7 separate regions of the Mus musculus genome follow, and regions 1, 2, 3, 4, 5 and 7 are each linked to region 6. A link is a loop called in an ENCODE intact Hi-C map of the cell type or tissue named here. Cell type or tissue: heart. All regions are shown on one strand.

Region 1 (4,000 bases), 130 kb before region 6:
GAGCAAATGTCTCCTTTCCTATATATAGTATCTATCATAAAAATACATATATCTTATAGCATGGCATGACTTATAAGTCACTTCCATATGCAGCCTTGCCATTCATCTTCACAGTCTGGTATAAGGCATGTTTCTAATTCCCACATTCCAGGTGACTTGGGTAACTGTTTCTGGACAGTAGGCTCACCCACACTATCACTTTGAAGACTTTTCTAAACTCCACAGTCCTGCCTGATGTCTGCCCACTATGTCACAGTTCCTGGAGGGGGATGCTCATTTACTTCACATTCAAAACACACAGAGTCATCTGAGAAGCAAGCAGAAGGATATCTTATGACAAAAAAAAAAAAAAAAAAACTGTTCCATGGTTTGTTTTTTTCCTCAGAGTATCTAATTTACACCAAATTTCTCCAAGAAAGAGAAATCAAACTAACACCTCACACATGATCTCTGTTACTCACCTCTCTGCACAAACATCCACTCCCCCCCCACACACACACACAGTTTCTTAATGAATACTGTTTCCATTTTGTAAATACAAAAGCTAAAGACCAGCCAAATCAAGTTACTTATTTAATGTCACATAAAGAACAAACAGAAGGACTGAAATTCAGGTCCAGAGCTCTCTCAAATTCCACTATTCCTATCCTCTTCTCAAGCATTAATTACAATGGCCACTAAAGAAAGCACCAAGGTGAATTTTTAAAGCATACACTTCGGTAAATATAAAGACAAAGTCACGAATTTATACACATGATTGCTTTACAGCTAGACACCAACTAGGCTCCTGCTGATCCAGTGTTGGTACTAGCCTGAATGATTCACTAATTAAATGCCAAAGGAAACAACCTTCTCCAGACGCCAAACCACACTAGTGATTATGAAAACCCATTCCACTTCAGCAACTGTCAAGACGTTAGGATCACACCTGAGGGAATGGATTTCTGTCTTTATCTCCAGAACAGCAGCTATAATACAAGTTTTTGACAGTGCAAGGTTTTGTGCAGCTTCAAGATGTTTCAGTAAGTGTGACTTCACTAACAAATGAAAGTTAAAAAAAAAAAAAACTATACTGACTCCAAAATCAGGAATTTGAAGAGAAAAAAAAAAAAAAAGATGATTCTTTGGTACAATATGCAGGGATATGGATTAGAAACACACACCTCTCCTTTACATATGGCACCATTATAACTGATTCCAGAGAAGCAGGAAATTTTGGTGACCTGCCTCTCTTGAATGCTTGTTTTGCAATTTGTATTTCCTGATTTTGATGTATTGCAGACGGAAGATGCAAATATATAATTTTTATAAAAAAATCTGCTGCCGCAAGATAAGGTCACATGAGGTCTTTTAGTGGGCAGGCTGTCTGGGGAACACAAAGACGTATAAAGCACCATCTAGGCTCTCGCAATTAGGAGAGGATGACAAACACGGAAACATGTGCCCCCGTTGACGTCATGGAACGGAAAGGGGTGGCCTCCTGCTGCATCACGTCCACGTCATATGGCGCACGAGGGAAGTTACTGTGGGGGAGCAATTTCTCCACTGGGCAACATCAGGGAGGGGCGGGGAGAGCGAATTGGTTCCGATCCAAAGAATGTCCACCCATTCTGAGGAGAATCTAAAGGGATCCAACCCTTTCTCCCAAATTGTATGATGCCCTCATCAAGTGCAAAAAGAGGCGGGCTTCATCAGAAACCAGGACTGAACGAGATACGTGGAGAAAGAGAAGCCTCAGATCTTGGGGGCGGCTCTTGAGGGAATCCGCGTGCTGTGGGGCGAGCGGGGCATCTTTGGAACGCGGGCCTTCTCTTGAAGAGGCTAGCTCTCTGGCCATACTCAAACATGGCTCTCTGCGCCACCTGTGCGACTGAGATCCAACCTCCCCGCACCAGCCCGGGTCCAGGTACCTGGAACTTAAGTCCGATCAGTAACCGGCGACTAGACGGGGTACAGGTTACCCGAGCGCGCCCCCGACCGACGCACCGACCTGCGCGCGAACCGCGGGCCGGATGCGTGCGCGCTCCCCCGGACGTCCCGCCCTCTCCGGAGCCGGCCGGGCGTGCGCGTCCCCGCGCCGAGAAGCCGGAAGCTGAGGAAGGCGACCGGGTAGCGCCTGAAGGTTCCCGGGAGCTCTGGCCTAGTGCTTGGCGCGCTCTGTCATTCTCGCCGTGGCGGCCGGGCCCTGTGCTTGTGAGGCGGGGCAGGAACACCGGTCCCAGAGGGATCAGGACTAGCCAAAGGCCGGAGAGATTTCGGGCATTTGGGAGGGCGACCGGCACAGGCGGGTGGAACGCCCGCGTCGTTAAGGAGGACGGGGCGGCGTCCCTGGTTACGGGGTCAGGCAAAGGGCAAAGGGCAGCGTCAGGGTTGAGCAGGATTAGTAATGGCGGCGTGTGGGGAGCCCGGGAGGCCCTGGCAGGAGGAGGAGGCAGCAGCGGTGGTAGTGGTGGGTTCCTGCATGACCGACCTGGTCAGGTTAGTGCGGGGCCGCAGCGCAAGGTCTCGGGAGGGCGAGCCACACTGTGGATGCCCGGGCCTCGGATCGGTGGGCACCCACCATTGGAACTTTCCTGAAAGCTTCAGGTTTCCAAGCACGACTTCTGAGGTGAAAAGGCAGAATTCAAGTTTGTGGAGGTCAATGACAGAGGAAGGGACAGGGATGGGGGGTGGGGGGACTGAATGAAAGCTTTGATAGACACCCCCACCTACGGGCGCCCCCAAACACCTGCACCTGTTTCCTTGGCCAGGCTGCCCCATGACATTTTAACCTCTGAGAACATGATGTACCTACTTCACAGGGTTGAGAGCACAAGAAGTGTTTTGTCCACCAGACCCAACTGGGTATTACTGGATTGAACACGTGAAAGAAGGCACTGAGGCAAACACCTTTTCACTCATGTTGGCATTCCTGCAGTGTTCCATATTTACAGTTTACTTTTATGTGGAAATGTAACCATGGGCCAACCTTTGTGGTGAACCTAAGTGTGAATTCAAAATTTAAAACACACACACACACACACAAACATGACAATTACAGCCACTAAAAACCTGACCAAATAGTGCTAAATGAGAATAGTTGAGTTAGGTCAGAGAGGTTGTAGGGAAGATCCTTCTGCTTTGTCGTCTGTTTTTATGAAAACAGCTTTCCAAGCAGATAAGCAATATACATTGTAGAAAAAAAAATAGTTCAGGTATTCCAAAAAACTCAGGCCATATAATTCTGTTTATGTTAATAACCATATTTCCCAGCAACTTAGTGTCATCGGTCCCTAAACTATTTTTCCAAAAGATAGCAGAGAACTTTGAAATAAGGCCTTGGGGTAATCAAAACAACCAAACCCTTTCACCAAACTACCTATATCTACTTTAAAAACAGCTCCAGGGGCCTCATATATCTAACTTAATCTTGCTTAAAACATTATAAATTGTTATCAGATTCATCAAGATGGCTATGAGGTAAAGGTGCTTGACTAAAGCCTAATGCCCTTCAGTTCCTGGAGCCCAGTATGGTGGAAGGACACTACATATGTGATGCATGAGTGTGTACACAATAGATAGATAGATAGATAGATAGATAGATAGAATAAATAAGTCTATGCTTTCAAATTACCAAACACAACAGAAAAGATGGAATTAAAAAGGAGACTGGGGCCGGGCGTGGTGATGCACGCCTTTAATCCCAGCACTTGGGAGGCAGAGGCAGGCGGATTTCTGAGTTCCAGGCCAGCCTGGTCTACAAAGTAAGCTCCAGGACAGCCAGGGCTACACAGAGAAACCCTGTCTCGAAAAAAACAAAAAAAAAAAAAGAAAAAGAAAAGAAAGAAAGAAAAAGGAGACTGGGAGAGGCAAGTTAATTGACAAAAACCCTGATATGTTGTAGGGACTACAGAAATGGCCTCAACAGTTAAGAGCATTGGATAAAAACCACCTGTAACTCCCATCTAAAGGGTCCCACACCTCCAAGTGCATTGCTTTCCTACACACAGAGTTAAAAGTA
Region 2 (4,000 bases), 580 kb before region 6:
GCTAATAACTCAAAATTTCCAAACTTTTATCCTATACACATTATCACAGAGGACCTGCCCAACACCAGTCTCTTCTCTGTCTCAGCTTCATTTAAAAGAAGCAGTCTAGCCTGTGGCACTTCACTGCCAGGATGAAGGAAAGCAAGAAACAGAAAGAAACGAGAGGCAGAGCCCCCTGAGGGGTTATCCCCAGGTTACTCGGGTCTCCTGCTCTTTCTGGTGAGAGTCCCACTCCTGAATGGGAAAATTCCTCCTCTCACCCATCTCCTGAGTTCTGCAGTCAATCAGACCAGGGTTGCCCACACCCCTATTCCATGTCTTCCTTGATTCTTGTCTAATCATACGAGACATGAACGAGACAGTAGCCTGCTCCCATGGGAGGGCGGGTGGTCTGTCACCTCTTAAAGAACGGCTGGAAAGGAAGCCTAGTGACACCGGCCACTTGTCAAGGCTGATTCAGCTTTGTTACTGGCTCAGAGGGTCAAGTTACCAAGCGGGATTGGGACAGATACGTAGATCTCAAACAGAACAGCTGACATTATTTGATCTGCTGAGGTCACAACTCAACACACAATAGAGACGAACCCCGTCCACCCAGCAGTGAGGCTAATTTTTCCTTTTCAACACATAAACCGGAATTGTGTAACTAAGGGGAAAATGTCCAAGGCATAAACACAAAGATGCTGTCAGCAAGGGGCCATTTTATGAGCTTTGAATGGGAGAACATCTTTCCAAATGGACGCTGGAGACCGAGACCTACAAGACTTGGGGTCTCACCAGTCTGTCCATTCAGACTTCATGTGTCAGACTTAATTCCAAAGACCTTTTGGTAATTTTCAAATATCAAATTCACCATTCGAGAGAAGATTTGTTGGCAGGGAGAATTTTCTATATGCACTGAAAACAATAAAAAACAAAACAAAACAAAAACCCAGTATTGCAACGCCTTTGAGAACGGCAGTCTCAGCATTCAACTAAGCATATAGTCCAGCAAGGGAGGAGGCGATGTCAATGATGATGATGATGATAATGGTTTATGTGATTTAGGTGTGTAGGCTCTGGTGTGTTTGTTGTAAGAAAAAACAAACTAACAAACACACACAAAAAAAACACCTCAAGCCCTCAAATTTTATATTCAGTGTGAATAATAAGACAGTCAGTACAATACGATAATAATAATACACTCGATAATAATAATACACTCAGTCAATACAATAATGGAAATGTACTCAGGGTTTTAGAAAGGAAAATTCAACCACTTCTCAGACAGTTTATGACTGCTGTTTCACCCCATGGTGGTGAGAAACTGGGCACCTCCTCCAGGAGGAATCCGCGGAACAGATACATTCCTGGGATAACACTGCATGATCCAAATCTACAACATCTGTAAGATCACAAAAAACAAAGAGAGAAAGACCACCAATTCGCATCTCTCCCTTCTCCAACATTCCCCACACAAGCAGATGGGGAAAACAATCCTTGAGTATTTGAAAACACCATGGGCTGGGGGAGGCAACTCATGAACAAGAAAAAAAGCACTCTTTTATTCCAACCGGGCTTTATTAAAAAAAAAAAAGATTTTTTTTCTTAAACTCAGTTTTAATTCAAGTCATTTGTAGTTAGTTATTGTTCAATATATGACATTCGTTTGCCTTAAATAAGAAGAAAAATTCTAAGAATTTGGAAAACTAACGAAGTTTAACACTCTTGAGATTGGAAAAATACATTCTCAGAATAGCTCTTCCAAAAATGTCCTGTAGGGGGCACTAGAGGGGTACAGTTGAGGCTGACTTGGGAAATCACAGTCATTTCTGGTAAAAGTTGTTTGATGTGAGGAATGTCCCAGCCTGGTACAGTTGGCAAAAGTTCACTCTGGGGAATTTTGTGTGTGTGTGTGTGTGTGTGTGTGTGTGCGCGCGCGCATACGCCTGTTGGAAGAATGTGGCAGGGGGGAAAAGTTGGCCTGATGGTCCCTGATCCTGAAGGAAATGCCCTTGACTTACTCTCACAAGTCATCAGAACAGATAGCTGCCTTGGAAAAGTTCCGTGTCTTGTTTTGTTTTGTTTTTCATTTGAAGGGGGCCTGGCTGAAGAAAACAAGTTATGAAATGACCTATGTTTGTGTAACTGGCTGGATTGCGTAATGCCAGGGCCCTGAAACCGTAACAGCCAAGGAGCAGGGCACAGCATATATCTGGAGGTGTTGTCCCAGGAAAAAGAAAATCACAACAACAAAGCACACTCCAGGAGGAAGAGGTGCATCCACCTAGCTCCAAAAAAAATTAAATTGCCAGGGATTGATTAACCTTTGAGATTGAGATTATAGCTACAACAGGAAATAGTTTTCGTGTTTTGAGTTCCTGCCATAGACACAAGCAGAGGTCTTAACAAAGAGCTGTCTGCCTCCCACCCCACAGGTCAGTGGGGAAGTACTAGGTACTTAGTACTAAGACGCAGTATTAAGACCTTATGAAGCTAGATGTCGCGGGGGGGGGGGTCGGGGGGGGAGTGCCAGACAGCAAATTTATGGGGATACAGGACCCCACAAACAAGGAGAACAGGGGGAAAATAGTATGCACTTGCACAAGGAAAACCAGGAACTTCTCACAAGTTCCACTGATTGGATTGGTCCACCGTGCAGTCATAAAGGAGGAAGGCCCAGTCACTAACTGCCAGGAAAGCTTCCCCATGTAGAGGGCTGGGAGCAGAGCTGATTACAGACTTTATCTGGCATGTAATAAAGTTACCTTGAGCCCAGATTGGGGTGGGGTAGCAGCACAGACTTGGGAAGTAACAAAAACAGAGGCCTATCACTGGGACCACAGAACAGTTTTATAGACAGCCAGATCAGGGAGGGGGAAGCCTTCCCCCTGTTCCTCGTCTCCTACCCACCGCCCCGACAAGGCTGAGAGTTGGCTTAAGTGGCATTACCTTGCCAATCCCTCTGGTTTGAAAGACTTCTTGCTCATAAGGCTGAGCAGAATAGGCAGCTATACCTGAGAATCGCATGCACTGGTTGCTGCTAATTGCAAAATCCTCCTGTGTTACAGCATGCTAGGAATTAGCCAACAGCTGCTTTTTGCTTGGGTAATGAGGCCCTATTACACACTGCTGGACGGAGCTCTCTTCCTTCATCCGAGCATCGGTTTCCTGTCTGATTTGCTTCCAAAACAGGGAATTGCCTCCGCTCACATCCTGGGCTCAAAGCCCTAGTGACACAGATTATTCAGTTGGGGCACTGATGTCCGGTCTGACTTCCCATCCAGGCCCCAGAGTCTGAGCAAAGCCAGGCAGGGAGATTGTACTGTCAGTGCTCACTGTCTTGGTCTCATTAGTGGAAGAAACAGAAACGCAAAGCTTCTATGTTGGTTGGAAAGGAGAGGTACATGGGGTGGGGTTATTGGATTGGAAAGTAGGGGACAACAGGTATAAAGGACTCTAAACCCATTGATGAGTGATGTTTGGGTTCAACCCAAAACACCAAATGTACTGGGATGCAAACATAAGCGACTACTTCTCAGGTATGATTTGGGTGTTCAGTAGTAAGAAAGGGTCCACTGACTGGACCCTCAATGCTCAGACCAGGCTGTCTACAGTGGGTGCTTAGTAGGTATGGGGCTTGGGAGGAGCTAGACACAGAAAAGTCATTTAGAAGGACTCCCCAGATATGGAACATTACTTTGAGAGAGGTGCCCCTCTTGTCAGATTACAAAGAAAGCCATATTTTTATTATATTTCCCAGCTCACTCCACCCTTCCCTGGAAGACCCCTGACCTCCTATCTGGTTGACTTCTAAAGGTCAAAGTCAAGGCCATGGCTATTGGCTTATGGAGTAACTCTGGCTGCAGCCAGCTTGGCTAGGAACTCCCAGATGCTTGCCAAGGTGGGCTTCAGGTGGCAGAGGACCTTTTGAGTTCATGCAATTCCCTCACAAGATGGTGTTTGTGGTTCCTGCGACACAGGCCAGGTACCCTACCACCCCTACCGCCCCACCAATACC
Region 3 (4,000 bases), 740 kb before region 6:
TCCTTTAGAATTTATTTCATCTCTTTCTATCTTATCCATTCTTAGATTTGGCCTCTCGATCATACCCCAGAATTCTTAGACATTGTGGTCAAATTCATTTATTTCTTTAAATGATGTGTGATTAGAGAGTTCATTAGTCTTGTCCCCTATTCCCGATGCTTTCCCTATTTGGTTACAGCTTTTGGCAATGCTTTCATTAGGCTATTTGTCTCACTGGGTATTTTCATTTCTAACATTTCTGTCCCCGCACCCAATCTCAATTTTCTTGCTGATTTTTTTCCACAATACAGACTTTTTCATCCATACTTGTTGATGATCAATTCATGTGTCTGTCTTTGTGGTGGCATACCTCGCCCTGGAGACTTGCTGATCAGGGCAGAGGTCTGTCTCCCACACACCCTATCCTACAGCATCTGCTGGGTTAAATTTAAAAAGGCATTGGGGATAAGTTCTGTCCTGACCTTGTACCGACACAGCACATTTTACCTTTTTAAACAGCTGCCATGCACTGAATCCTGAAGCTCTATGATCAGGTGGTCCTCCCTCCTCTAAGAAAGAAAGCTGAACAGCTAAGCTAAGTGCATTAGGGGGAGCCCTCCTGAGTGGGCGACACTGTCGATGTCATTTGTAAAGCACTTTGGTGAATGATCTTGAACAATATGATGTCCAGCCATCTTGCTGGATCATCTCAAAGCCAAGTTCATCACACTCACGGGAGCAGTCTGTCACCTTCTGGCAACAGGGAACAAGGAGTTCTCATGACACAGAACTGTACCTATTTAAATTCAACACAGTTTTCTAAGAACTAAAATAGATAACAGACTTGAGGTCTGATCAGGTGTGCCAGTGTGGACATTATGTATCATATCCCTATTGTCTAAACTTGCTGGCTTAAAACTCAAATTGTGTCTTAGGTCAAGATAATGTACCAAAGGGATATATTTATATCTATATCTATATCTATATCTATATCTATATCTATCTATCTATCTATCTATCTATATATATATATATATCAGAAAAAATAGAATAAAACCAATCAAGTGCCTCCCAGGTAAAATCCTTAAAGGTTTCTGAGAAGCAAAGAATACACTGTAAATATTGCCTAACACCTTATTATAAGAAAGTGTAACTGGGGCTGGTGAGATGGCTCAGTGGTTAAGAGCGCCGACTACTCTTCCGAAGGCCCCGAGTTCAAATCCCAGCAACCACATGGTGGCTCACAACCATCCGTAAAGAAATCTGATGCCCTCTTCTGGAGTATCTGAAGTAAGCTACAGTGTACTTATATATAATAAATAAATAAATTATATATATAAAAAAAAAGTGTAACTGTAGCAATAAACACGGGCTTGGCAATACTAAAGATAATGAATCAAATAACATAACAGAAAGCACTAGCAATAGCTATAACCAAAAGATCAAAGGCAGACCCCTCAGAAAAATATAGCCAGGCTTTAAAAAACAAAAATCATCCAAGTAGGTGTTGGCAAAGCAATTAAGGAAAATATTGAATCCAAAGTATGGCAATGTTTGCACTGCCCAAGCAAGGTAGTTTCATTTCTCACTACTGCAAGTGCTGCGGGTTTACACAGTAAGGTCTTGTGAGCAGAGATGCTTAAACCCCATCCGCCACCTCCCACCCCACCCCACCCCCGCAACCCTACCCCTCGCTCTAGGTCCAGAATGCCTTCTTTATTGGATTACTTTTAAATGATCTGTCCTGAGATTTGGTTTAAGTCCTTCTTTCTTTCCTCACGCAATTCATTTATTGGATAGAGGCGATTTCCCGTTGGGGTGGGGGTGGGGGACCCACATAAAAGCAAACAAAACCCGCCAAAGTTTTAATTAGCTCAGGAGCTAAGAGAAGGCAGCCTCCGGGAAGCAGCGCTCCCTACTGCACACAGCTGCATCCTGCCTTGGGAGGCTGGCGACTGCCAGAGGGAGGCGCAGTGGGCTCAGGCGTAGCCTGCCGCCCAGAGCACCAGGGTACTCACTGGGTAGGGTGGTCACGGTTTTGATGGTCTCATCCCCGCCCACACTGTTGGTGAGAAGCAAGAAAGAAAATGACGGTTTAAAATGCCAAGCAAGACAGAGTGCCCTTCTGAATCACAGCCGGGTGGACTTGCCCTTTATCCGTCGCAGAAATGCAATTCTTTTCCTCCCTCCCTGTACACCGGAGCAAACAGACAAGAGAACTTAAACTGTTGCTGCTGCTGTTACTGTACTTTCAGCTATGAGCCCGCTCTAATGTTGGAGCAGGGAGAACCAAGTTGGTCTCTTTCATTACATTTCCCAATCCAGAGGGATTCTTTTGGGGCCACCAAGGGACCACTTGGCCTCTCCATTACCGCCCATAGCTTACCCTGGATCTTTCTCTTCGCTACTTAGCTTGGAAAAGAGTGCCTTTAGGAGAGTCAGGGTCTCCCGACCCAAGGCTAAGACTCCAAGGGAGATGTGCACGTTTAACCCTCCCCCCCACAAACTCCTGTCCAGGCAACACTACCTCCTGATACAGGTATTATAGTCTTGGGGATGGGAGGAGCAAATAAATTGAATTTGGAAATTTGTTGTAGAAAGATGGCCCATCTCCCACAGAGGTTTTCTAGAAGGCTCAGGGGCTTCTGGGTTCACTCACCTCCAGGACAGGCCTCGGTATTCAGTTAAGACATCCAAGATATTCCAAGGGCTGGCCCCAGCTCCATTGCCTGCCTGAAAAAGAACTCAAATAGCCAGTGGTGCCCATGCTTTTTTTCTCAGGGCCCAGCTGTCCACCTGTTTGAAGGCCTGCACCCTTATCCTGTCTAGGACATCTAGGAAAGTTCTAGAATCCAGATGGAACACCCTGTGGATATACCTCCCACCCTTTCTGGGATGAGTCTAGTACCATCTACAGCTATACCTCTCCAGGAAAGCCCTGCCTGGATGGCAAGTAGGAGAAGCGTGAGCCTGCAGTGTCAAGAGCCTATAGCATGTATTTCTTCAGAGCATGTGCTTAGAGGAGCTGTGCCCATTTTTTTTTTAAATTGTGAAACATGTAACCAGAGTAATTAAGCCTTTGAACATCGTGACATCCCTAGTACGTGCAGGTAAGAAAAAGCTGGAAGATGCAGGACATCTCCTTCCCTGAAGCATATATTTCTAAACTCCAGCAGAAATTCCCAGGTTATCTTCACTGCAGTTCAGTAGTGTCTTAGTTAGGGTTTCCATTGCTGTGAAGGGGCAACATAACCAAGACAACTCTTATAAAGAGCAACATTTAAATGGGGCTGACTAAGGTTCAGTCCTTTACCATCATGGCTGGAAGCATGGCAGTATCTAGGCAGGCATGGCACTGGAGGAGCTGAGAGTTCTACTTTTTTTTTTTTCTTGTTTTTTTTCCAGACAGGATTTCTCTGTATTGCCCAGGCTGTCCTGGAACTCACTCTGGAGACCAGGCTGGCAAGAGTTCTACATCTTGTTTGGAAGACAACCAGGAGAAGACTGGCTTTCAGGCAGCTAGGAGGAGGGTCTCAAAGCCCATCCCGACAGTGACACACTAACCTAATAGTGCCACTCCCTGGGCTAAGCATATTCAAACCACCACAATCCACTTCCTGGTCCCCATAGGCTTGCTCAAATACATGAGTCTATGGGGCCATACATAGCCATAGCATAATGCAAAATACATTTAGACCAACTTCAAATCTCCCATTGTCTATAGCAGTCTCAACAATGTTAAAAGTCCAAAGTTCAAAGACTCTTCTGAGATTCATGCAATTTCTTAACTGGAATCCCCTATAAAATGAGAATCAAAAAGCAGATCATATACCTCTAACATTACAGGATATACATTACTATTCCAAAATGTCATAGTGAGGAAATACTAGTTTGGAAATATCAAAGCTAGTCCAAAAACCAGCTGGGCAAATTCCAAACTCTGCACCTCCATGTCTGATGTCAAAGTGCGCTTCAGATCTACAACTCCCTTCCTCTCTGGTGACTGCAACAACTTCTTTTG
Region 4 (4,000 bases), 750 kb before region 6:
TCAGGCCCAGTGTGGCATTCCCTTCTTGTTACATGCTGATCCAGATGTAGAACTCTCAGCTCCTTTTCCAGTGCCATGTCTGCCTGCCCACTGCCATGTTTCCTGCCATGATGATAATGGACTAAACCTCTGAACTATAAGCCAGTCCCAATGAAATGTTTTCTTAAGAGTTGCTGTGGTCACTGTGTCTCTTCATAGCAAAAAAAATCTTAACTAAGACAGGGGCTTACCTGAGGTTGGTGGTGAGGCAGAAGGGGCTCTCTCCTCGCACACCATCCAGGTTCCATTACCCTAAATACAAAGAGCCAATCCTAGAATCTTAGGATTAAGTGGGTGGGAGTCAGGCAGCAGAAAAGCTGGATGGATATCAGTCTTCCTCAGCAGAGCCCTGGGTCCTATTCCTGGGGAGGGGTCTCCAGGGACACTGAATATCAGCCAAGCTGAGATGTTGTAAGTCTGACCTCTTTTTCATCCAAGGTAAGACTCAGGGATAGAACAAATGACCCACCCCACCGTCTACCTTTTCCTTCAGCTGTGTAAGGCTAGGTTGATTCTACTCTCGCCCATAGAAGTTGTGGGTGGAGAGATGGTTTTAGGAAAGGGAATGAACCCTCTGTTTTTTTTTTCAGGAATTCTTACCCATCTTCCCATCAACAGAAGCTGCCCACCCCATTGCCCAGGGAGCCAAAGAGAAGCCATAGATAGATACCAGGTTGCTGTTCTTGGTAGTGCTCAGAAATGGCGAGGCCTGTGGGAAGAGGTGAGTGAGCAATGGAAGGAGTTACACCAGCCTAGACATGCTCTTCCGCAGCCTCCTCAGGGCCACGACCAGAGCTTAGACCCTTCCAGAAAGGCTGACCACCCTGTGCTCCTGCCCAGGATGTATCCGGTCTTCTCTGCAACCTGAACCAAGTCCCAGAACTCAGACTTAACCCTTAAGTAGCTACCATATTCTTTCTTGCACTCAGCCTATTGGCTAAGGATGTTGGGCCTCTTTTTTCTACCCTACCCCTTCCCAACAGCACCCCTGTCACCCCCAGGTGCCTGCCATTTGAAACCTACTTTGCCCTATAGAAACCTGAGTTCCTTTTTACTTAAGCAAGAAAAAGCAGACCCCCCCTCAACCCCCAACTTCTTCTCCAAATAAGCCCTGGTCCAGTAGTTCCCAGTGAGAATCCTGAGACCCTTTTGGGGACCCAGAGGAATTCTGGGTTGCGAGGCTGCAAAACTCTAAAAATCTGACATTTTGTGAGTAGAATTGGGGCCCTACTCTGCTGATAGTGAAGATCTGTTTTCCTAGCTCTGACTTCCATCTTAACATCCTGCCTGCCTCCACTTTCCATCCAAGCATGCATCACTCTGATGCTTGGTCTCTTGCTCTTCCCAGCTGGTCATGAGCCAAGGGCTACATGGAAACAGGTTATCCCTGTCTCATTTGCCCTAGAAAATCTCCTATCCTTTCCATAAGAGCCACCACTTCACTCCTGCCTGTCCAACAGAGGTGTAGCCTGTCTAGACTTGTGTTGATGTCCTTGCCATCAGAGGTGAGGAAAACACTAGAGGGTCCACGTCACTGTGGGTCTACCATTCCTCTCTGTTTAACCAAAGGGGATGATGTGGCTTGACAACCTGGAATATGGATGGGGTGGGTGGGTGGGCAGAGAGGAGCTAAGATGAAGGCTTGGGCTGACTGGGCAGAGGAGATGCTATACTCAGAGGGTGTTCGTAGGAGAGCCCACTCTACCTGGTTCGGACACACGATAGGGGCCTTGATTTCAAAATTATTATGTCTTGTCTTGTGGCCCACAGGTTCCAGCTTAAAAAAAAAAAAAGCAAGAAGACAGGGAATGAGTAATAGGCAGACCAAGCAGACTGGTCAAGATGCTGGGGGTGTGGGGAGGAAGGGAGATGCAGGTAGCTGGACCAGAAAGGAGGATTCTTACCCTACAGCTCTTACCATGTTCTTCCAGAGGGCAATGGCTGAGCGGGCATGAGTCTTGGCATTAAAGTGGAAACAGTCAGGGGCAAAGAAAGACTTGTCGGGCACGCCCTCCTAGTCACCAGGCAGAAAGGGAGGGGCAAGTACAGATGTCAGAAAACTCAGCTGCTCACCCTGGGGGCTCCCCTCATCCTCAATGCCTCATTTCTTTACCGGGGTCCGTGGCATGGACACATTTTCAAATAAGGGCTGGACAACCACAGTGAAATTATCCCTCGTGTCATATCGTCCGCTATTAATGAGCTCTTCAGTTTTCTTCTGCCGGAGGAGACGGAGACAGGGGTTCGAATAGTGAGGAAAACAGAGTGAAACTGGTCTCAAGTCTTACTACCTACTCTTAACCAATACTCAAGTTCCTTCCTAAGGGAGGAGGAGGAGGAGACAGGAGAAGATGGGGTTCAGTGAAGTGTGTTCTGTGATCTCATACTGAAGCTTCATTCAAAGAAGCTGCTCTCTGACTCCTGTCATCCTTGAATGTATTTAAGTTGGCACAGTCCTTGGTAGTCACCACTCTCTTAGCCAAGGACAAGAGACTTAGCATCAACTGATTCTACTTGTGGCTTACAAACCTCTGAGAGTCCTTTACGGTGGCAAAACCCTCCTGCTTACCTGATAATCCCTGTTCCTTTGAACGAGGCTGGAAAGTTCTTCTGAGTTATCACCAAGGCCCAGGACACAAGGACACAGTCGGCTACCAACAAAACCAAAGAGCCCCCAGCCTGAGGTCATCATCCTGAATGATCTCTGGCCCAAGACTCTGTGTATTTCTTGTAAGTTGAAGAGTATTAGGAATTTGAGTCTGGATCAAAGGATGTCACAGAAAACAAAACAAAACCAACCAACCAACCAACCAACCAACCAACCAAACAAACAAACAAACAAAAGTCCATGGCCTGAATTTGCTCTTGGAAACAAGACCTTCCTCCTGATGTCTGTAGGAGTGATTTTTATGGAGCTGAGTCACCAGAAGGTTGTATGAAGATGTGCAGAGAGACACACCCTTCTCCTAAATAATAATAATAATAACAATAACAGTAATTGCTAGTACACGCTACATGTTAACAGTGCCAAGCACCATGTATTAAAATGTTTAAATCTCTTCATCATCCCAGATTTTTTTTTTCAAGACAGGGTTTCTCTGTGTAGCCCTGGCTGTCCTGGAACTTACTCTGTAGACCAGGCTGGCCTAGAACTTAAGAGATCTGCCTGCCTCTGCCTCCCAGATGCTGGGATTAAAAGCGTGTACCACCGCTGCCCAGCTTCCCAGAAGTTTTTATTGTCCCCCTTTTACAGGTGAGCAATCTGAAGATGGCACACTCTGTGATCCTAGTTATGTTGGTGGCTAAGGAAGAGGATCATGAGTTTGAAGCCAGTCTAGACAGCTGGGCAAGACACTATCTGAACATAAAAAGCAAAGGGGCTTGGGGGCTGCCTGTCTAGGGTGCATAAAACCTTGGGTTCTATCCCCAATATTAAAAAACTGGGTGTGGTGGTCTCTGCTTGTAATCCTAGGGCTCTAGTTGGTAGAGGCAGGAGGATCAGAAGTGTAGGCATAGCAGTCATTCTCAGCTCAAGGACCAGTTTGAAGCCAGCCTGGGATATACAAGATCCTCCCTTTAAAAAAAAAGACAAAGGCAAAAAGGGCTGGGCATAGTTCAGTGATAGCAGACTTCCCTAGCACATGCAAGGTCCTGAATTTACGGAGGACATCAGGGAGAAGAGATGACCAAGTTTCAGTGGTTAAGTAACTACCTCAAGGTCACACAGCCATATTGACTTGACACTGGTGGGAGCTGGGACTTGACTAAGAAGTCACTGAGTTAAACGGCTCTGTCAGTCTGCAACTCCACTCTGGTTTGTCCAGATCTGGCAAATCTGGACTTCCACCCTGGGTATAAGGTGATAATAGCCCGGGTGGCTCTGTGTAGAGGGACAGAAAGGCGGAGGGGCAGAGAGGGCAGTCTCAAAACAAGGAAGCTCTTGATCTTATCAACACAGACA
Region 5 (4,000 bases), 50 kb before region 6:
AAATCAGAGAATCAGCCTCTGAGGGCATCTCTCATGAGGAGCAGACATCTGGTGGGAGAATATATAGGGTGACAGTAGTCACAGCTACATACAGTAAGGCAACCCTGAAGATGGCTGCCTAAGGAGAGCCAATCTTCCAAAAAGACTGATAGCAAGAAGGGACAAAATAGATCTCAAGTTTTACATCACTGATGCACAGGCCCTGGGCACCTTTGTATCTCATTTAGCCATCCAAACCAGCAAACTTATCATTTATCTCCCTGACCTTTGAATACCTGTGCTGTTACTTTCTCGTATGTGTGTGTCATCTTTGCCTCCCCACATAAGCCATTCGTCATGCCATTACACATCTGAAGCACTTGAAACCACAATCGGGCATGGAGGCTCACATCTATAATTTCAGCACTCTGAAGGCTGAGACAGGAGGATCAACCTGGACCACAGACTGAGATCCTGTCTCAAAACAAAATAAAGCCAAGAAGGCCACATTACTCCTCAAACAATGCCCCTGAAGACTACAGTATTTGTTGATGGAACAAGAAAGACAATGATGCTAGGTATGGTGGTACAGGCCAATAACCCTAACCACTTAGGAGGCTGGAGCAGGAAGTTCACAAGTTCAAGGCCAACCTGGGCAACTCATTGAGTCTGAAAACTTAGAAAAACAAATATGAGGCTGAACAGAATTCAGGAAGAGAGCTTGTGCCCAGCATGGGCCTAGGTTCAATGCCCAGTACTGGAGGGGAGAGAGGGTTATATAATTAACATAATTATCCATTCAGTCACACGGATTCAACAAGTCTCTATGGGGTACTTACTCTGTGAGGAGCCCTACAAGACACTAAGTCTGTGCCTCCTAGGGCTGAAATTATGGAACAGATGGACTGGCCCATAGGCAAGGCACAGGTCTAGCCTCTCAGTTCCAGCTGCCTAACGCTTAGCTCTGCAATCTTTCTAGTGCTTGGACTGACTTCTATAAACAGGCTCTAGGTTTCCATCAAATCAGAGCTCATCTGTAGATTCCTGCAGAAGACTCAGGCAAATGGCTCTGGTTAGGTAGAGCCAAACAGATCACCAGCCTGATGCTTGCTTTAGGAGCAAAGCAATGAACTAATAGATTCTGAGGTGAGACCAGAAGCAAAGTTCCTTTACACAAAGGCTGTGAATACTCCCTGGGACAGAAGGGAGACAGCACAGTCCTCAACTTACATCCTCAGTTTACCCAGTGCAAATGCACTGCTTTGCAAGAGGCCACATTTCCCACTGTGCTCTCTTCCCCAGTTAGTAACGGGTACCTCGGCTTCCTACCAGCCACAAAGGGAAGAGGAAGCAGGGTTGCTAAGCGACATGATCTGTGGTTTTGGTATATCAGATGCATTCTCAGCTTATGTATCTGCAACCCAGGATCGAACTGTCAATGGTAGCACCATCAAAGGACTTTTCCCCCAAGGTGCTCACATCAACAAAATAATTAACCAAATAAATAACCCCAGATCAACTCTTGGGAGATCAAACCCAAACACTGGGCCAATAAAACAAAAACCTTACTTACTTTGACTTGCTCTTGGCAACTTGTGTGTGTAAAGGTTGGAAGAAAGAAAAAAGATAAGGTTGTTATTTTTTTCATTCGAAGTGCTTATCAACATTAGTTGTAACCAAAAACACTTTAAAAGTATTCCCCACTTTACACTAAAATAACTTTTTCCTGGTGTGAGTCTGGCCCACACAATTATGAATGTTTTGTTGTTGTTGTTGTCTTGGTATAATCAACAGTTGTCTGCCATCTTAACATCGTTCTAAGTAATATCTGCTCTATCCCCACCCTTCTATAGTGTAAATATTTGTACTGCAACACAGCTCTTGTTTGAACTTTACAGACTGCAGCAAAGTCGCCTGAGATGCTAACTCTAATCAGGATGTCAGCCAGGAGCCAGGCAGCGGGGTAATACCACAGCGGCCAGTAGACATTCTTCGGACACCCCTGCAGAGGGCGACGGGGCTCCCGCCGCCTTCTCACCAGACCCGGAGGCGCGCCGCGGGGTGGCAGCCGCCGCGCCAGGTCCTCCACCCCTCCGGGCTCCACCTCGGGACCTGCGGGTCACCGCCTCGGCTCCACGCCGCAGGCCCTGCCGCCGCCTCAGACCGACTTACAAGAGACAGCGGAGAGCAGCATGGTCCACCGATTCTCACCGAGACCCGCCTAAAGAGCTCAACGACTACTTCCGGGGCATGCGCGGGTTCCGGTAGAAGGCTCAGGAAGTGGACAGAAGCCACGCCCTCCCCTGAAGTTCGGGCAGTCTCTGACTCAGTGATTTATTGGTAGTGAATTTTGTGGTATTATGGGAAGGACCCCCCCTCCATACAAAAGATAATACTGCCAAATATCACAATACCCAGATCTGCCTGGCTCCAAAACATGTAGCCTTTCCCAAGAGACACTGATCTATCTTTTTTTTTTTTTAATTTTATTATATATTTTCTTTATATACATTTCAAATGCTAGCCCGAAAGTTCCCTATATGCTCCCCTACCCACCCTGTACTGGGGCATATAAAGTTTGCAATACCAAGGGGCCTCTCTTCCCAGTGATGGCCGACTAGGCCATCTTCTGATACATATGCAGCTAGAGATACGAGCTCTGGGGGTACTGGTTAGTTCATAGTGTTGTTCCACCTATAGGGTTGCAGACCCCTTCAGCTCCTTGGGTGCTTTCTCTAGCTTCTCCATTGGGGGCCCTATGTTCCATCTTATAGATGACTATGAGCATCCACTTCTGTATTTGCCAGGCACTGGCATAGCCTCATACGAGACAGCTATACCAGGGTCCCTTCAGCAAAATCTTTCTGGCATATGCAATAGTGTCTGGGTTTGATGGCTGATTATGGGATGGATCCCCGGGTGGGGTAGTCTCTGGATATTGTACTCTGATCTACCATTTGCCCAGCAATATTTTTATGCCTGTGCAAGAAGTCCTAACTCCACCACCAGGGACCTCACTGGTAACTTCATCTCCCAATTAATAATCAGGATTTTATTATTTTTGCTGTTGTTTTGCTTAATTTGTGTGTTTATAATGACTCTCCCTATATTATAATTTATTTTTACGCCTGAGTGTTTTGCTTGCTTGTATATTTGTGTACCACTTGTGTGCCTGGTACCTGAGAAGTTTAGCATCATGCTTCAAATCTGGAACCAGAGTGTTATGATAGTTGTGAGCCACCATGTGGGTACTGGAAAGCAAACCCTACTCCCATACAAGAGCAACAAATATTCATAGTGGCTAAGCAATCCTCTCTGGCCTGTTGTTGTTGTTGTTGTTGTTGTTGTTGTTGTTGTTGTTGTTGTCTTAAGTGATCTTCTCAGCAATGCTGTATTTCCATTTCCATGTGAGGAATCCAAGGATAAGAATAACTAACTTGGCCAAGGCTGTTCCAGTTATTAGTGGAAAGTCTAGGTCTTGAATCCAAATCTTCAAAATCTGGAGGTCATATTTTAAATTTTCAAATATGGCAGGCATGTACTTAGTGCTAGTCTAGCTAAATCAGAGAGTTCCAGGTTCAGTAAAGATCCTATCTCCAAAAAAATTAAATAGGGTAGAGAGAAAGCAACATTGGCCTGTCCTCCACACATGCACATATGTTCATGTGTGCCAGTTCACATGTACACACATATAACACAGGAACACAAAAAAGATACCATGTCTCTTGAATGCTTGAATGGAGTGTGAAGGAGGCAATTACTTTCTCCTCCCATTAGGTACATCTGCCTGTTATTTACACCTAACACAGTGCTGGCAGCTGGTGACTTGATTAAGATGTTACTGATACAGATGTAATTCCAGATTTAGTTTTTCTTTCCACCTGAACTTAGCCCTCTATGCCTTATAAAGTGCAGAGCAGCAAAGGCAGCCAGAAAGGAAAGGTGCAGTTAGTTAGGTAAGGAGAACAAGTACAGCCTTTGTGGAAGCTGGAGTTGGGGAGGGAAGAGAGGACACCACTGT
Region 6 (4,000 bases):
CCCAGCATAGTGATGTTAGGTATCTCAGTTGATCTGAAATGATTATTTGTAGCTATGAGGGTATTTTATCACCAAAAGACTAGAAATTAAAGATTGATACGTTCAATTTGGGGACCAAAAAAAAATCCTTTATTCAAACCTTAGTTTAAGCAGGTTTAACTGTAATCCTAGCACTCCAGACTGAAGGAGGAAAACTGAGGGTTCAAGGCTAGCCTGAGCTACATAGCAAGACTGTCTTTAAAAAAAAAAAAAAAAACAACTAAAAATCACAGCCATGCATCTCAACCAACTGAACACATTGTTAAGTATTCAAAGGATGGATAAGAGGAGTCCTTGTGGTGAAGGGACACTGAGAGGTCCTACCCGGCCTTTTGACACATGCCTGACTTGTTTCCCTAAAAGACCAGGTCCACAGGAGGCAACCTCAAGGATAGATGCTTGAGGTCAGTGACGCTCTCCAGCTCCCGAGATTACTGCACCCTCTGCCAATCCAGGCCAGTAATCCCATAACAATCAATTTAGGAGCTGTCCCAGCCCCAGGCCCTGGATGCCTCAATGATGGCATGTCCTCACTCAGGGAGTGCGGTGGCTGATGAGAACATGGGGCCATGGCAGTGTGTCCTGGACTCCAGTGCCCACACCAGCACTCTCTGGGGCAGCTTGGGACAGCTCCCCCAGAAGCCTGGCCAGCTGTGGGAGGTACTGTTCTTCTTTTCCAAGATTAGCTCAGACTTCAAACACCAACCCTGGGCCTGCTCCCTGCCAATGAAAACAGTATGTCAGGAGCCTCTTTAGGTATCTGGAGGACAGCTCCCTCGGCTCCGCCCTTCCTCATATGAGGTCATTGAATTGGGATGACAGAGCAAACAGTGACATGCGCTAGGACTTGTTCCCAGAATGATTGCAGGGATTCTCCAGGCCTTCTGTCCTCCCCACTTCAGAATGTGTGGGCAGTAAGCTCAACTGTACTTAGTAATTGGGTTTCTCGGCAAAGAGAAGGTAGGGCCTGGATAGACAGACACTAGCACAACCAATTCCTTCGAAGCCTCAACACACTTTCGCACCATTCTAATGTGACTTAAGGCGGGGAGGAATTCCATACCCCACTCTACAGAGGCGGAGGAGAAGGTGAACAGTTCAGCGTTCCGTTGCTTAGGCAGACTCAGGCTTGCAATTATTTTGTCAATAGTTTTGTTACATCTTCCTGCTTTACCAGAGTTTCTTAAAACTTGACTTTGGGAACCTTAAACTTCCTACTCTTTGCCTTGCTGTCTACCAACAACAGTTTTGAGCCACGGTCTCACATATACTAGGCTGGCCACAGACTCCCTATTAACCAAGAATCCTCCTGTATCTATGTCCTGGGTACTGCGATTAGGTGTGTGCTACAATGTTCCCAGGGCTTTGTGTGCACCTGGCTGGCACCTGGCTGTCACCACCTGAGCAAGCTATAGTTTCCAGCCCTGCTCTTAACTGGACCCACACTGAAAGTTAACTTTGGGAGCAGGGGATGGGAATGGCTCAGCATGGAAGAGGGCTTGCTCGATAAGCATGAGGACCCAGGTTTGAACCCCTAGATGGACACAGCTCCATGTGCCTGTATTTCCAGCATTGGGAGGGGCGGGGAATTGGGGCAGGAACGAACAGATCTAGAGAGCTCAATGGCCAGTCAGCTTGCCCAAAACAGGGTTTCTGGTTTAGCGAGGCAAACTAGGTGTGTCTTCAAAAGTCACTAGTTTCCAATCTGTTTCCTTCAACATCAATGACAGCCATGCCCTTTTTGCCACTCAAGTACGACAGAGGACAGATCTGGGGAAGGAGAGGTGTGAGAATCCTCTGTAAACCATAAAGTTGTAAGAGCACTATGGGATGGCCCAAATCTCCCACTGACTGTTCTCCCTGTGACTGGCGAATGACTCTCAAGGAGAAAACAAGGGCAGAAACGATGGGTTGGAAAGAGATTTGGGGAGCAGCCTCTGGTTGGAGAGGGATTTGGGGCACAGCTGTTGGACCTTGGCTAAGTCCCCGGGCTAGCGCGCTGCTTCAGGTGTCAGGTTTGGAAAGACACTGCTGCGCTGAAACAACTTGCTTCCCTCAACTTCCTTCAGAAGACTGGCTCTCTTTGATCCTTTTTTTCTGACTTGGAGCCTTTTCCTCAGACTTTGCAAGTTAGCTGAATAGTCGTGGTTCTCTACTGCCCTCGTGTGGTTGCTCCCTAACATTGCTGCATGGGCTTCGGAAGGGATCTGAGGGACAAAAGCCAACCTGACCAAGGAAAGCAAAGCCAAGCTTCCAAATCAGCACTGTCCAGGGCCAGCAGAAGACTTCTACCCCAATTAAAGTCAGCATCTTGAAGCCGGTGCTCCTCCATGGGAGGGGGCGAAGCTACTGTAGTGGGGAATGCTGACAACAGAGAGGCCACATGTGTGAAGACAGGGACAGAGGAAACTGGACTACAGGCTGGCTGTTCAACTTCTCTGTGAACTGAAGACTGTTTTAAAGGGACACTATTTTTAAAATGACACTTCGAAGAAAATAAAAACAATTTTACCAATCACAATTTTCTAATATATACACCTCTAGGTACAGTCACTCCTTGTTAACCATGGCTACCCAGGGTCCCCTGCACATGCCCAAATCACACCATGTTTGCTTAATAGAGCTCTAAGAAAACAGCCTACTTCAAAAGAAGAGGATTTGGGGGGGTGTCTGTTATTGAGAGAGGGTTTACTATGTAGCCCTGGCTGGCTTTGAAGTTACCAGGCTGGCCTCAAAGTTGGAGATTTAGATTATCAGCATACCTAATCAGGTGGTATAAAGGGCATGATAAAAGCACGCCAGGACTCATGATGACCAAAAAAGTACAGAAAGCCTAAGCGTATTGCAGGGATTTGATCCTGGGGAACCTTCAGGCTTCAGAGCCAGGCACTCCGTGTAAGGGTGTATCCGATGGCAGCAGAGCCAGCTAGCAGACAGGGGAAACCTGGGAAGAGGCCTGGCGTGAGGGCAGTGTGGTTTAAAGCTTTACTTGAACAATCTGAACCAGATGAGAGGGATGAAGAAGCTGCCCTCAGGAAGGAGCCATTTCCCTTCACATGCCAAGCTGGCTAACTCTTCTCCCGATGCCAAGTGCTATGGAGGAGAAAGCTGGCCTCCCATGGAATAGAGGTCTCAGATCCACCATGAAGCATGGTGTGGCAAACCCCTTAATCCAAGGCATGGCGAGGTCTGCTAGAGAACAGAGACATTGTGAAAACTTAAAGAGACAAGTCTCAGGATCAAAGAATGGTTAGTCACAAAGGAAGACCATTCTGGTTTGATAGCGTGACCCACTCACCAAAGGTCAACGGGCCTTATGTCATTTCCCAGAAGCTCAGCATCTGGTTGGATCAAATCCTGTATGGGATTCAGCCCCAACACGCCCCCCTCTTCCTCCAGGAAGATCCCTGCTTCTGACTGCCACAGAGCTGGCAGGCTTCCCTCTGGCTTCCATTTTTTCAGGAAGCCATCTACAGCTGCTGGTCCCTGTCACATGCTATGTGGTGGGTGGCGGCGGCAGCTTTTCAATGGTAAAACAGATTTCAGGTTACAGCTAAGGGCTTCAAAGTTAGTTCAGAAATGTGTTGGATTTCCAAAGACGGCTAACCCTTCCAGTTCTAGGGATGTAGTAAGGGCTTAGACTTCAAGGGGCTAAGCTTCATTCCAATTCCTATTTGTTTTGGAACAATTCTAGGAAGAATGTTTATGGCAAGCAGTCAAAAACCACTGATGGAATGTGCTAGGTACTTTGTATGGTAAGAAGTCTCTGATCTCAAAGAGTTTTGGTCTCAAGAAGAGGACACATACCTCGTGCTAATACTTTACTCTGCTTTTTCCTTCCCAAAGCTTTGCTGATGCCTGTCCACTGCACTGCCCTGTCATTTCTGCTATTAGATGCTACTGCCCTAAAGTCACACAAAGCCACTATGCTCAAGTAAACAAAATTTAGACATATGTGGTG
Region 7 (4,000 bases), 630 kb before region 6:
ATTTACTCATCTGTAAAATGGGCAATTATACTTAATAATTGCACTCTCTTGCCTCAATGCTCTGCGTGTCCTAGCCAGGATCAGAGTGACCTTGTTTTCTGACTCAAGGGCTTCTTGGGCCACAGGATGATTGGGAGGTGCTTACGAGTTGCACCTCCAGAGGCCTGGAGTTGCCACACCTTCCTGCCTGAGGGTCTTCAGCTCCAGAGGGAGGTGGGAATGTGTGCTGGTAGATGGGTGTTGTTGGGGGTTCCTTCCCTAGAATGGCATCTTCAAGAGGGCAGGCATCTTGGATTGCGCTGACTCCTATTGCCACATGTGTAGAATAGTGCCCAGCACCCAGCAGCCCTATAGATGGTTCTGGAATGAGTGAGGAACAGCTCATACCAGCCATGCATGTTTCTATTCCTGGCTAAGTGCTGTGTGGGATACAAACAGTACTAGTAGATCCCCTCCCACCCACAGAGCCCTCTGAGCTGTTTGCACTTGCCTCAGCTCCTTCGATCCTCATGACAAGTCCATGAGATAAGCGTCATTACATCCCATTATCCCCAATTCACAGATGAGATAACTGAGGCACAAAGGGTTCAAACTGCCCAGAGCCACATTGCAGGTGAATGGTAGAGGTTGAGCTCAAACCCAAGCTCTCAGACTCAAGACTGCAGGCGCCTGTGTGTGGCTGGCTGTGCAAGGCTCAAGTGTGAGTGTGTGTAGGCAGGAAGTCTTATGAGGAAGACTGAGGAAGGGGCAGGTGGGAGGAAGAAAGCAAAGCCGCCTGCTATGGTGTGGGGTTCTGGGCTGCTTTAGTGAGCAAAGACCAGGAAGAAGGTCCTCGAGAGGGGCCTGTGACCTCAGTAGGGAACATCTGCAGGAAGTACATGGCCTCAATAAGAATGCCACTCTCAGGCCCAGACAGGCCCAGCTCCTTGCAGCTTCCTCATGGGGCACAGATGCCAAAGATGTGGGCAAACAGGTTTGAGGAATACAAAACCAACTTGAAGCTTTCTCCTCTTCCTCAAACAAGGCACCCAGCCTGAGCCCTCTCTCCTAGACCATAAGAATTCTTTCTAAAGCTGTGCGTCCTCCTCTTGCCTTTGCTAAAGTCCTTACAAGCCTCTGAATCAAACCTACTTACTTACACACACTGTCCCAGCCACCCAGACTCTGCCCCCGAACCCTTGCCCCTGGAAGCCCATGATCTCTGTCAGTCCCTGACTCCTGTCTCTGCCTTTTGAGACCCATATGGGGACCCTATGAGTTCTGTCCTTCCTCTTTCTGTGTCCTGTCCCTGAGGCACCTTCATCTCCTGCTCGATGTCTGAGTTGGTCCTTCTACCCTGGCCTCAGTCACTGGCACCTTCCCTGTAATTGGCAGCTTCAGAGGGTGGGGCTCAAGGCTCTGTACCTGTACCAAACCCCACTTGCTTTTATGAGTGGCACAGCCGCTGGTCATCCTGCACTGATCCCTACCAGAGATCCCCGGGGGACCAGCAGCTTAGCAAAGGCCCTGAGGCTGTCCTACCAGAGGCCTGAGGTTGATGGGGTTAGAGGCCATGAGGAGGAGATGGGGGGCAGAATGTGAAGAGGAAGGCAGGGACAGAGGCTCACCCACACCTGCTGGCCACTCAGCAGGGCAAAGATCACCCCAGTTAGCACTGGGACACAGCTACTGGACAGGAGGACCACTACAAAAGCGGACACAAAAATGCCCTTATCTCAGTGAGAATGAAGTTTCCCTGTCTATCCCCTGTCCTGGCAAGGCCCCAAATTTCCAGAGGGAAGGTGTCTGGACCACTCACAGGCCAGACTGCTGGGTTTACTGCTCATGCCACATGACTGAGCCCCAGAAGCACCCACCTCAGTCCACCCAAAGACCAGATCCCCCCACTCCTGCTTTATCGATAGCTCTGGGTGCAGCTTATCCCATCCGAACAGCTGGAAATGGGCTCCCAGGATGCCGGCAACTCCTAAGAGAGGATAATAGTCAACCACTGACCACATTAGCCAGTGACTTCTTACTCTTTCATGCTCCTGCTAAGCACTTACATGTGTTGTGACTTGGTGACTTCACCAGGCAGTTCCCTGAGATGGTTCTGGAGGCTACCGCGAAATGGTTCTAAGCCTAGACGGGATAACCATATGCTCACCCAGCCTGGAATAGTCCCATCTTACGTCTGTTATCTCAGAATCAGTACTGACAGACTATCGTTCTCATGCTCACATTGGGTGACTGCTCATGGGCCCTGCTCAGAGACAGCATCATGTGGCTGTCCCTAGAGGAGCAACGGGGCCGGAAGAATCAGACACCAGAGGGCAGCAGTGAGCTGTGTTTGTCTGGCTTGTCTCTGGCAAGGCACTGGTCCCATGGTAGGATAGGTGGAGACTAGCTGAGGAAGTGCCCAGACAGCTTCCTTAGAGCTCCAGCTCTGTTCAGGCCTACTACAACCCAGCTGGGTCCATCTCTTCCATCTGCCCAACAGAGAGAGCCCAACTAAACATGAGAGTCCAGGAGGGAAGAGAGACACTAACTAGTCCCAGTCTACCCAGCCTGGCCAGCCTCCTGTCAGGCCCTACTGTGGGCTTCACAGTAGGCTTAGAACACTCTGACTTTGATGAAACATACAGCAGTTCCCACCATGGCACGTGGTTGGAGATGTTTTTAGCCTTACCAATTTTCTCTGTGTAGAGAGATGCCTCTCTCTGCAGTAGGCAGAGATGAGCATCAAGACACAAGGGGGCATCACTTAACGCAGATGACTGTTTTGGCAAAGAAGCAAGTCATTGTATAATAGAAGTCAGAGTGTCAGACAGAACCTCATTCAGACAGACAGACATCTATGCATATGGTAGAGAACAGACTGTCACTTGTTTGTCCAATATGGTTCCAGACGACAACTGTTGTCCTGACCCAATGATTACTAACATCCCACCTCTTGCGGTGTCCCAGTTTGGAGAATCGACTACACAGTGCTGCCTACGAGGCATCAACTATGTGCCAGGGTTGGTGGCAGACCTGGGGGATGGGGAGGGAGATGATGTCCCAACTGCCACTCTCCAGGACTCACTGTTGCTGCTTGAGGACACAGACTGGGAAAGGAATGGAGAAGGTGGGGATGGTCACACTGCTAGAGGTCCCCTCAAGAACCTGCCAAGAAACATCTATGGATAGATCTATCTTTCTTGGTTTATTCAGAATTTTTAATATTTTAATATTTTTCCAGCTTTATAAGCTGCTTTAAAAAAAACCCAAAACAATTCACTATGTAGCTCATAGCAATTCTCCTGCCTCAGGCTCCCAAACACTTGGTTTTTTTTTTTTTTTTTTTAATTGCATGTATCTATTTGTCTCTGTGTATGCTGGGCAAACAGGTGTATGTTCTCTACATTCTGTATAGGGGTACACCTACAGATGAAGGTCAGAGGGGCAACTTGTGGGAACTGGATCTCTCCTTCTACCATGTGGGTCTCTTGCTCAGATTCAGGTGGTCCAGCTTAGTGGTAAGTGCCATCATAGGCTGAGCCGTCTAGTCAACACAAGCTGGATCATTACAGGCGTGTGCTGTGCGCTGCTACAAGTGGTGCTAATCCATTTTCTGGTGTGTGTGTGTGTGTGTGTGTGTGTGTGTGTGTGTGTGTGTGTGTGCCTATCCTAGAACCAGGGATGCTTTCGAGGTGCAGGTGTCTTAATGCCAAATCCCTTACCAGCAAGCCCACAATCCACTCTTCCAAGCCCCTGCCTTGTCTGTAAGCCTCCTTCTGAGTTAGATCCTCTCTGTGTCCTGCTCAGTTAACTTGAGGGCACCCTCTGGTGGGCAGCAAAGTCTCCTTGTCCCTCCGCCAATGTTACAGGGGAACTTTGTCCTGCTTCTCAGCAGAGCATGGCCTGACCCCATCCCACGATATCCTGGGTGACTGCATGAAAACCCCAGAGCTCCCCAGCACTGGAGGAGTTTTGCCTTATTTAGACATGGTGCCCTGGAGGAAGGAGAAAGGGAAGGAGG

The links. Peaks named below come from ENCODE experiments on the same cell type or tissue, not always from the same donor. Only the 100,000 strongest peaks of a DNase experiment are listed, where the experiment ranks them.
Region 1: it touches region 6 in a loop (4-fold over the local background); 13 of 42 quality-filtered maps call a loop at or near these places.
Region 2: it touches region 6 in a loop (5-fold over the local background); 20 of 42 quality-filtered maps call a loop at or near these places.
Region 3: a loop joins it to region 6, with 5 times the contacts of the local background. A loop is called at or near these places in 10 of 42 quality-filtered maps.
Region 4: a loop joins it to region 6, with 2.7 times the contacts of the local background. A loop is called at or near these places in 10 of 42 quality-filtered maps.
Region 5: it touches region 6 in a loop (6-fold over the local background); 12 of 42 quality-filtered maps call a loop at or near these places.
Region 7: it touches region 6 in a loop (9-fold over the local background); 24 of 42 quality-filtered maps call a loop at or near these places.

What each region holds. Positions count from the first base shown.
Region 1 is chr5:31,695,988-31,699,987 of GRCm38, reverse strand. It overlaps Rbks (ribokinase), which reads left to right and starts at 2,378. Exons shown (of 8, transcript NM_153196.1): 1 at 2,378-2,478. The coding sequence starts at 2,387. It overlaps Babam2 (BRISC and BRCA1 A complex member 2), which reads right to left and starts at 1,938. Exons shown (of 12, transcript NM_144541.1): 1 at 1,911-1,938. In heart, no CTCF peak of the experiment used is centred here; DNase peaks (open chromatin) are centred at 1,487 and 2,017; H3K4me3 peaks cover 2,060 bases; H3K27ac peaks cover 1,822 bases.
Region 2 is chr5:32,137,719-32,141,718 of GRCm38, reverse strand. The region is part of intron 1 of Fosl2 (fos-like antigen 2); the gene reads right to left. Among named protein-coding and RNA genes, the nearest start is that of Fosl2, 3.2 kb to the right of the region's middle. In heart, a CTCF peak has its summit at 1,755 (motif pointing right); DNase peaks (open chromatin) are centred at 2,028, 2,688, 3,148 and 3,944; H3K4me3 peaks cover 1,955 bases; H3K27ac peaks cover 2,000 bases.
Region 3 is chr5:32,301,348-32,305,347 of GRCm38, reverse strand. Plb1 (phospholipase B1) reads right to left here. Exons shown (of 59, transcript NM_001081407.1): 20 at 2,639-2,712; 21 at 1,998-2,041. Among named protein-coding and RNA genes, the nearest start is that of Gm36840, 51 kb to the left of the region's middle. In heart, a CTCF peak has its summit at 1,933; no DNase peak of the experiment used is centred here; H3K4me3 peaks cover 822 bases; H3K27ac peaks cover 264 bases.
Region 4 is chr5:32,315,281-32,319,280 of GRCm38, reverse strand. Plb1 (phospholipase B1) reads right to left here. Exons shown (of 59, transcript NM_001081407.1): 27 at 2,609-2,690; 28 at 2,153-2,257; 29 at 1,958-2,053; 30 at 1,745-1,816; 31 at 710-748; 32 at 231-291. Gm36840 (a long non-coding RNA gene) reads left to right here. Exons shown (of 3, transcript XR_376851.3): 3 at 630-1,579. Among named protein-coding and RNA genes, the nearest start is that of Gm36840, 38 kb to the left of the region's middle. In heart, no CTCF peak of the experiment used is centred here; no DNase peak of the experiment used is centred here.
Region 5 is chr5:31,612,174-31,616,173 of GRCm38, reverse strand. It overlaps Mrpl33 (mitochondrial ribosomal protein L33), which reads right to left and starts at 2,223. Exons shown (of 4, transcript NM_025796.3): 1 at 2,152-2,223; 2 at 1,553-1,571. The coding sequence starts at 2,173. The region is part of intron 2 of Gm38424 (a long non-coding RNA gene); the gene reads right to left. In heart, a CTCF peak has its summit at 1,993 (motif pointing right); a DNase peak (open chromatin) is centred at 2,133; H3K4me3 peaks cover 1,466 bases; H3K27ac peaks cover 1,676 bases.
Region 6 is chr5:31,561,952-31,565,951 of GRCm38, reverse strand. No RefSeq gene overlaps it. Among named protein-coding and RNA genes, the nearest start is that of AI839979, 7.4 kb to the left of the region's middle. In heart, a CTCF peak has its summit at 2,205 (motif pointing left); DNase peaks (open chromatin) are centred at 671, 2,221 and 3,471; H3K27ac peaks cover 1,844 bases.
Region 7 is chr5:32,196,225-32,200,224 of GRCm38, reverse strand. No RefSeq gene overlaps it. Among named protein-coding and RNA genes, the nearest start is that of Gm36732, 13 kb to the right of the region's middle. In heart, a CTCF peak has its summit at 2,302 (motif pointing right); DNase peaks (open chromatin) are centred at 2,314 and 3,984; H3K27ac peaks cover 504 bases.